Linked DNA regions of Homo sapiens: region 1 is linked to region 2. Evidence: read pairs that join two places in POLR2A ChIA-PET (ENCODE). Cell type or tissue: OCI-LY7. All regions are shown on one strand. Each heading gives the region's core, and the rest is flanking DNA. Links, peaks and the distances in the headings are about the cores only. Region 1 has its middle 3.7 kb from the start of LINC00868. Region 2 overlaps MFSD11 (major facilitator superfamily domain containing 11).

Region 1 (4,394 bases), core at 112-4,111, 74 kb before region 2:
ATTTCTGACACATGCTGCAACATAGACAAACCTTCAAACCTTGAAGACATTATGCTGAGTGAAATAAGTCATGCACAAAAAGACAAATACTATGGGATTCCACTTATATGAGGTTCCAAAATAGTCAAACTCAGGGAGAAAGAAAGTAGAACGAGGGTTCCCAAGGGCTAGAGGGAGGAGAGAATGCAGAGTGGTTTGTTGGGTATAGAGTTTTGTGGGGTTTTTTCATTTTGTTTTGTTTTGAGACAGGGTCTCTCTCTCTCTCTCTCTGTTGCCCAGGTTGGAGTGCAAATGGCATGATCACAGCTCACTGTAGCCTTGAACTTCTGGGCTCAAGCTATCCTCCTTCCTTAGCCTCTCAAGTAGCTGGGGCTACAGGCATGCACCATCATGCTCAGCTAATGTTTTTAAAAAAATTTTTAGAGGGGTCTCTTTATATTGCCCAGGCTGCTCTCCAACTCCTGGACTCAAGTGATCCTCCCACTTCAGCTTCCCAAAATGCTGGCATTACAAGCATGAGTCACGGTGCCCAGCCCGGTTTTACGAGATGAAAGAGTTATGAAGATGGATGGTGGTGATGATCACATAGTAATATTTAGTACTTAACACTACTAAACTGTACACACAAAAATGATTAAGATGAGGCCAGCCACAGTGGCTCACACCTGTAATCCCAGCACTTTGGGAGGCTGAGGTGGGTGGATACCCTAAGGTCAGAAGTTTGAGACCAGCCTGACCAACATGGTAAAACCCCATCTCTACTAAAAATGCAAAAATTAGCCGGGCATGGTGGCACAAGCCTATAATCCCAGCTACCCAGGAGGCTGAGGCAGGAGAATCGCTTGCACCAGGGAGGCGGGGGTTGCAGTGAGCCAAGACCACTTCATTGCACCCCAGCCTGGGAGACAAGAGCAAAACTGCAACTTAAAAAAAAAAAAAAAAGATTAAGATGGCTGGGCACGGTGGCTCATGCCTATAATCCCAGCACTTTGGGAGGCTCAGGCAGGAGATCAGCCTGGACAGCAGAGGGAGACCCCATCTCTACAAAAAATTTTTAAAAATTAGCCAGGCATGGTGGCTGTTGTCCCAGCTACTCGGGAGGTGGAGGTGGGAGGATGGCTTGAGCCCAGGAGTTTGAGGCTGCAGTGAGCCATGATGGCACCACTGCACTCCAGCCTGGGTGACAGAGCAAGACCACATCTTAAAAAAAAAAAAAAAAAAAAAAATTAAGATGGTAATTTTATCTTACGTGTATTTTGCCACATTTAAATTTTTAAAGGAATGAAATACTAATATGTGCTACAATGTGAATGAATCTTGAAAACATTACGCGGGGTGAAAGAAGTCAAACACAAAAGGGCAAATATTGCAGATTCCATCTACATGAAATGTCCAGATAGGCAAAGCCATAGAACCTGAAAGCAGATTCATGGTTCCAGGGCCTAGGGGCAGGGGGAATGGAGGATAACCACTAAAGGGTACGGGGTTTCTCTTGGGGATTCATATGGTTTGGCTGTGTCCCACCCAGATTTCATCTTGAATTGTAACTCCCACAATTCCCACGTGTCGTGGGACGAATCCAGTAGGAGGTGATTGAATCACGGGGGCGGGTCTTTCCCGTGCTGTTCTCGTGATAGTGAATGAGTCTCACAAGATCTGATGGTTTTATTTTTTATTTTTAATTATTTTGAGATGGAATTTTGCTCTTTTTGCCCAGGCTGGAATGCAGTGGCATGATCTCAGCTCACTGTAACCTCTTCCTCCCAGGTTCAAGTGATTCTCCTGCTTCAGCCTCCTGAGTAGCTGGGATTACAAACATACACCATCACAATGGGCTAATTTTTTTGTATTTTTAGTAGAGACTGGGTTTCACCATGTTGGCCAGACTGGTCTCAAACTCCTGACCTCAGGTGATCCGCTCACCTCAGCCTCCCAAAGTGCTGGGATTATAGGCATACGCCACCACGCCAGGCCAATCTGTTGGTTTTAAAAAGAGGAGTTTCCTTGCACAAGCTCTCTCTTTGCCTGCTGCCATCCACGTAAGATGTGGCTTGCTCCTCCTAGTCTTCCACCATGGCTGTGAGGCCTCCCCAGCCATGTGGAACTGTAAGTCCAATAAACCTCTTTCTTTTGTAAATTGCCCAGTCTCAGGTATGTCTTTATCAGCAGGGTGAAAACGGACTAATGCAGGGGTGATGGAAATGTTTTAACTGGAAAGTGACGTTTGCACAATGGTGAATATACTAAGAATTTATAAATATACTAAAAACTACTGAATTGTACACTCTAAAGGGGTGAATTTTATGTGAATTATATCCCAGTTTTTTTTTTTTTTTAATGAAGTAACTTGCCCATGATTATGCAATTAGTAAGGAGAGTCGGGATTTGAACCCAGACTCCCTGGCTGCCCTGTGCTCTGATATCTTACAGACATGGTGTGTTTGTTAACATGGAGGACCAGCACTGAATAAATGTCGCATCTCTGATGAGAGCTTAATAAAGAGAAAACACTTAAGGAAGAAAGACTCGAACCCATCCTCGGATTCCCACGGTGAAGACAGCCCTCATTACTGCAAGCCACCAAACCCTCCCAAGGGCCTCTGACATATTATTTTGGGCACTTAAACCTTTCCTTCTAGAATATGGGTCATAAGCCCTTTCTCTCCCCCATCTTCTCTCCTCTGACTGATGACAAAGAATCTTAATTAAGTGTCCCTTGGCTGCTGGTTTAATTTGATAAATATAAAATTGAAGCATGCTAATAAAGCCATCCATCATCCCAGATCTCAGCAGTTCTTTGAGCTGAAGGCTCTACTTTTTTTTTCCCTAAGTCAATTTTTAGGATGATAATGAATTGGGTCTTGTTCAGGAATATCAGAGAACACAGGGACTCAGTGAGATGTCAGTGGGGGCTGCTGGAGACCCAGGAAATGGGAACATCTCCAGGGACCTCTGCTCCCGTTCTCCCGAACTCTCTCTCTCTCTTTTTAAATTTTTTTCTTGAGACAGAGTTTCGCTCTGTCGCCCAGGCTGAAGTGCAATGGTGCGATCTCAGCTCACTGCAACCTCCACCTCCTGGGTTCAATTGATTCTCCTGCCTCAGCCTCCTGAGTAGCTGGGATTACAGGCACCCGCCACCACACCCGACTAATTTTTGTTTTTGTTTGTTTGTTTTTTGTTGTTGTTTTTGAGACAGAGTCTCACGCTGTCGCCCAGGCTGGAGTGCAGTGGCGTGATCTCGGCTCACTGCAACCTCTGCCTCCCAGGTTCAAGTAATTCTCCTGTCTCAGCCTCCCGAGTAGCTGGGACTACAGGCGCCCGCCACCACGCCTAGCTAATTTTTGTATTTTTAGTAGAGACGGGGTTTCACCATATTGGTCAGGCTGGTCTCGAACTCCTGACCTCAGGTGACCCACCCACCTCAGCCTCCCAAAGTGCTGGGATTACAGGCATGAGCCACCGCACCCAGCCTAATTTTTGTATTTTTAATAGAGATGGGATTTCACCATGTTGGCCAGGTTGGTCTTGAACTCCAGACCTCAGGTGATCTGCCCGCCTCAGCCTCCCAAAGTGCTGGGATTACAGGTATGAGCCACTGCGCCTGGCCCCTGCCCCCAAACTCTTACAGAACCCCATAATGCCCACCCCGCCCCTCCTCTCTGCACCTTCCCCCCACCTACCCCACCTTGTGGCCCATCCCCCGCCTCCGCACCTGGCCCCAACCCCTCTGCCTGTTCCTCTAACTGCCAAGCCCAAGTTCTTATCAGGTGCCTCTCCCACCTCCTCACTCAGCTTCTAAAACTGCCCCCCTCTTAGTTCCACTCTCTCACTCCATGGAGTAGAAGGCATTTTGTGTGACTTGCAAGTCTCAGAGAAGCCAGGCCCAGCTCCTGGGCTGTGCTCAGCCCCACCGGGGGCACCTGAGCCCCAGGCATAGCTCGTCCAGCCCTAGACTTACCCTTGGCCGGCCGAGCTCAACAGCCTTGGGCGGTAGGATGTCCTGACTGTCCTTAGCGGCTCTTGCCTTGAAGGAAGAGTTGAGGCAACACAGGTAGGGACCACTCCGACATGTAGGGGCTGCCCTCCAAGCTCCCTGTCCTGAGTTGTCCAAACTTCTGTCTGCCTCAGGGCTGCTGGCTGTCCAGGGACCCGGATGCTCAGCATCATTCTCTTCCAAAAGGCCCCTCCTTGGTTTCCTGACAATCCGGCCTGTGATATTTGAAGCACGCAGAAATACCACTTGCGCATGGTTGAGAAAAAGGTCATCGCCTCACACTGAGTGCGTGGTCAGCTCGCGCTGCGGTAACAGATCAAAGACCAGGGGCTTAAACAATGGGCATCGCTTTCTCACAGGTCTGGCAGCCGCAAGCCCAGGATCAAGGTGTTGGCGGATC
Region 2 (4,394 bases), core at 89-4,088:
ATGCAACCTTGTGAATGTACACTTTAAAATGGGACATTTTTATGGTTTCTGGATTTGATTTCAATTTAAAAAAAAAATTTAAGTGAGCTCTTATGGAGGGAAGCTAACACTTCCATTTAACATCTCCCCAAATAGTTATGTTCCATTCCCGCACCCAGGATGATAGACTTGCACTGCTCGAGGAGGACACATAAATGACGGTGTGACACTGGCCTGATGACGCAGCTCAGATCTCATTCCAGGTTTGTTTGGGGGTTTCTGCATTGCATCTTCCAGGAAAATTGCTAGCAAAAGTCCTCCCTCAGTAAATATGTTTGTCTTTTTCAATGTTTTTGTTGTTACAGATGTTAGATCCCTGTTCTTAAGACTTAAAGGACCGGGCATGGTGGCTCACCCCTGCAATCCCAGCACTTTGGGAGGCCGAGGCAGGTGAATCACCTGAGGTCAGGAGTTCCAGACCAGCCTGGCCAACATGGTGAAACCCCATCTCTACTAAAAATACAAAAATTAGCCAGGTGTGGTGGCACATGCCTGTAATCCTAGCTAGTTGGGAGGCTAAAGAATGAGAATTGCTTGAACCCGGGAGGCAGAGGTTGCAGTGAGCTGAGATCACGCCACTGCACTCTAGCCTAGGCGACAGAGTGAGACTCCGTCTCTAAATAAATAAATAAATAATAAATAAATTTTAAAAAAGACTTATGACAATTTTTACCTTATTTCATAATACTTAACTGGCCACTCCTTGCTATGAGCTACAAGGTAAGAAAACTTATCAAATGAAACATTTACAGAGGAAGACATCTTTTCAAAATCAATATTTCATTTCAGCATCTTGTTATTTATTTTTCATTATTTTAAAAAATTATCATTATTATTTTCTTTTCTTTTTTTTTTTTTTTTTTTTGAGATGGAGTTTCACTCTTGTCATCCAGGCTGGAGTGCAATGGCACGATCTCGGCTCACTGCAACCTCCGCCTCCCAGGTTCAAGCGAATTCTCTTACCTCAGCCTCCCTAGTAGCTAGGATTACAGGCATGCACCACCAAACCCAACACATTTTTGTATTTTTAGTAGAGATGAGGTTTCACCATGTTGGCCAGGCTGGTCTCAAACTCCTGACCTCAGGTGATCCACCCACCTCAGCCTCCCAAAGTGTTGGGATTACAGGCATGAGCCACTGTGACCAGCCTATTATTATTTTCAAGACAGGGTCTCACTCTGTTGCCCAGCCTGGAGTGCAGTGGTGTGATCATAGCTCACCGCAGCCTCAATCTCCTGGGCTGAAGTGATCCTTCTGTCTCAGCCTCCCCAACAGCTGGGAGTATAGCGGTGCAACACCACACCCAGCTTTGCTATTTATTTAAATGTCATTCTCCAACACATATGGGGAATGACATATGCTTCCCATTATTACATGGCAAAACATACTCCATATCCAGAAAAAATATTTATATGACATATGGCCTAGTATTCTAAATCAAGGCAGGATCTTCCAACAAGAGCAGGAGAGAGAAGAAAACATTTACATTCTATAACATGATTATAAGAATTGAGATAGATGAAATGAAAAACAACATCTTTGAACAATTACAGTTGACAGAACAGCTTTCCCTTATTCTACTTGCTTTAAATAACTCATATCTGTAAACTTGAACACCAACTCTGGCTGATTTAACAGTCTTAATCCCTTGATTTTCCATACTGAACATCACCCAATATATAGTGAAGATCAAAGGCGACTTCTTCCACCAAGCTCTGTGTCCAGCTGTGTTTCTGAGGTCATACGTGTCCCCTCACGGACACCAGATCAGATACTTCGGTAGTCAGAGCCGCGGGCTACAAAGGCGGCAGCTTCCCATTCCACAGTGAAGAAAGAAATTGTTCCAAAAAACCCAAATATCACCATGACCAGGAGTTGCCAGTGAAGGAGAAGGTAGTTGCTGTAGAAAAATGCCACGGCTGCGCAAATAGACTAAGAACAAACAAAACAAATCACAACGGGCGCACCGGGGGCCACACTGAGCCACAGTTAGCCCCTAGCCCCACTCCTATCCTGCCCCAAGGACACCTGGAACTCACAGTGCTTTCTATTCTTTCTGCATCAAGGTATGACTTCCTCAGTCACTGACTCACAAACATGCACCATAAACTCCTGCCACAGTTCCTGGTATTTAAAATAGCATTTTGGCCAGGTGTGGGGGTTCATGCCACCCAACACTTTGGGAGGCCAAGGTGGGAGAAATGCTTGAGCCCAGGAGTTCAAGACCAGCCTGCACAACATAGCAAGACCCCATCTCTACAAAATAAAATAAAATGAAACAAAAATAGCATTTTGTGGAAAACTGGAGTAACAAGAATGTACAGAGTAAGAAATACACTTGTCTGTATTACAAATGAATAGAATTCTGGTATCTAAGGAAGGAAATCTCTAATCAGAGCCATAGAGACCAGAACATAAAATCTGTTACACAAAAAATCTTACTGCTCATTGCTTCCTAATTCTAGTCATAAATCCTCTTAAAGGATGTCCCCAACTTTCATTTAAAAAACACAATACAAGACAAAAGCAAAAAAAGGAAAAAAAAAGAGGAAACAAAAAAATAAAATAAAATAAGAAACACAATATAGCCGGGGCGGTGGCTCATGTTTATAATCCCAGCACTTTGTGGGGCCCAAGCGGGCGGATCACTTGAGGCCAGTAGTTTGTGACCAGCCTGGCCAAAATGGCAAAACCTCATCTCTACTAAAAATATAAAAACTTAGCTGAACATGGTAGTGCACTCCTGTAATCCCACCTACTTGGGAGGCAGAGATTGCACTGAGCCAAGATCGTGCCACTGCACTCCAGTCTGGACTACAGAGTGAGACTGTCTTTTTTTTTTTTTTTTTTTTGAGACGGAGTCTCGCTCTGTGGCCCAGGCTGAAGTGCAGTGGCGCGGTCTGGGCTCACCGCAAGCTCCGCCTCCCGGGTTCACACCATTCTCCTGCCTCAGCCACCCAAGTAGCTGGGACTACAGGCACGTGCCACCACGCCCGGCTAATTTTTTTGTATTTTTAGTAGAGACAGGGTTTCACCGTGTTAGCCAGGATGGTCTCCATCTTGTGACCTCGTGATCCGCCCACCTTGGCCTCCCAAAGTGCTGGGATTACAAGTGTGAGCCGCGGCGGGCCGACTTTGTCTTTAAAAAAAAATAAAATAAAAAAATAGACCAGGTGCGGTGGCTCACGCATATAATCCCCAGCACTTTGGGAGGCCAAGGCAGGTGGATCACCTGAGGTCAGAAGTTTGAGACCAGCCTAACCAACGTGGTGAAACCCTGCCTCTGCTAAAAAGAAAAAAAAAATACAAAAATTAGCCAGGCATGGTGGTGTGCACCTGTAATCTCAGCTACTCAGGAGGCTAAGGCAGGAGAATTGCTTGAACCCGGGAGGCGGAGGTTGCAGCGAGTCAAGATTGCGCTACTGCACTCCAGCCTGAGTGACAGAGAGAGACTCTATCAAAAAAATAAAAATAAATAAATAAAAATTAAAACCACAATACAAGTAACCAAGGAAAACAAGGCAATACACAAAGGGAAGAGCCCTATGTCAAACACAATCACAATCTGAAGAGGTTACCTGAACAAACTTGAAGATGGCAAATGCTGGGGCGCTGTCTTCAGAATACAGAAAGCCCAAGATACTAAGCAGCTGGGTATTAAAGCAGCTGTCTCCAAGGCCCAACAGAAAACTGCAGAGAATGGCAACTTCTTTGCTGAAGAAAATAAAAATCAATTTAGTATGAGCAATATCTGCTAGAGCCATTTAAAATATACAAGCAACCCACCCACAAAAGAATTCTACCTGCAAGTTGTAAACACTATGAAACAAAAATAAAGACAAAGCTGGTGCGGTGGCTCACACCTGGAATCCCAGCACTTTGGGAGGCTGAGGTGGGCAGATCACTTGAAGACAGGAGTTTGAGACCAGCCTGGCCAACATGGCAAAACCCCATCTCTACTAAAAATATAAAAATTAGCTGGGCATAGTGGCGCGTGCCTGTAATCCCAGCTACTCGGGAGGCTGAGACACGAGAATCACTTGAACCCCGGAGGTGGAGGTTGCAGTGAGCGGAGATCACGCCACTTGCATTCTAGGCTGGCAGACAGAGTGAGACTCTGTCTCAAAATAAATAAATAAATAAATAAAAATAAAACATAAAGACTAGAATTTACAAAGTAAGAATTTTTGCTCAAATGCACACACCTTTACATTCTAACAAACTCTGGTCTCAACCATTTGTGAAGAAAATGCAGGTTGAGTATCCCTTATCAAGACCAGAAGTGTTTCAAATTTTCTTTTCAGATTTTGGAACATCTGCATTACACTGACCAGTTAGGTATTTTTAATCTGAAA

What was found. ChIA-PET counts read pairs that join two places held together with the same protein. Peaks named below come from ENCODE experiments on the same cell type or tissue, not always from the same donor. Only the 100,000 strongest peaks of a DNase experiment are listed, where the experiment ranks them.
Region 1: POLR2A ChIA-PET joins it to region 2 with 6 read pairs; 2 of 35 experiments call an interaction of 5 or more read pairs at or near these places.

What each region holds. Positions count from the first base shown.
Region 1 is chr17:76,850,238-76,854,631 of GRCh38, reverse strand. No RefSeq gene overlaps it. Among named protein-coding and RNA genes, the nearest start is that of LINC00868, 3.7 kb to the left of the region's middle. In OCI-LY7, for the core only: no CTCF peak of the experiment used is centred there; no DNase peak of the experiment used is centred there.
Region 2 is chr17:76,775,765-76,780,158 of GRCh38, reverse strand. It overlaps MFSD11 (major facilitator superfamily domain containing 11), which reads right to left. Exons shown (of 13, transcript NM_001242532.5): 12 at 3,618-3,753; 13 at 818-1,971. The coding sequence ends at 1,807. Among named protein-coding and RNA genes, the nearest start is that of LINC02080, 21 kb to the left of the region's middle. In OCI-LY7, for the core only: no CTCF peak of the experiment used is centred there; a DNase peak (open chromatin) is centred at 2,108; H3K27ac peaks cover 1,974 bases.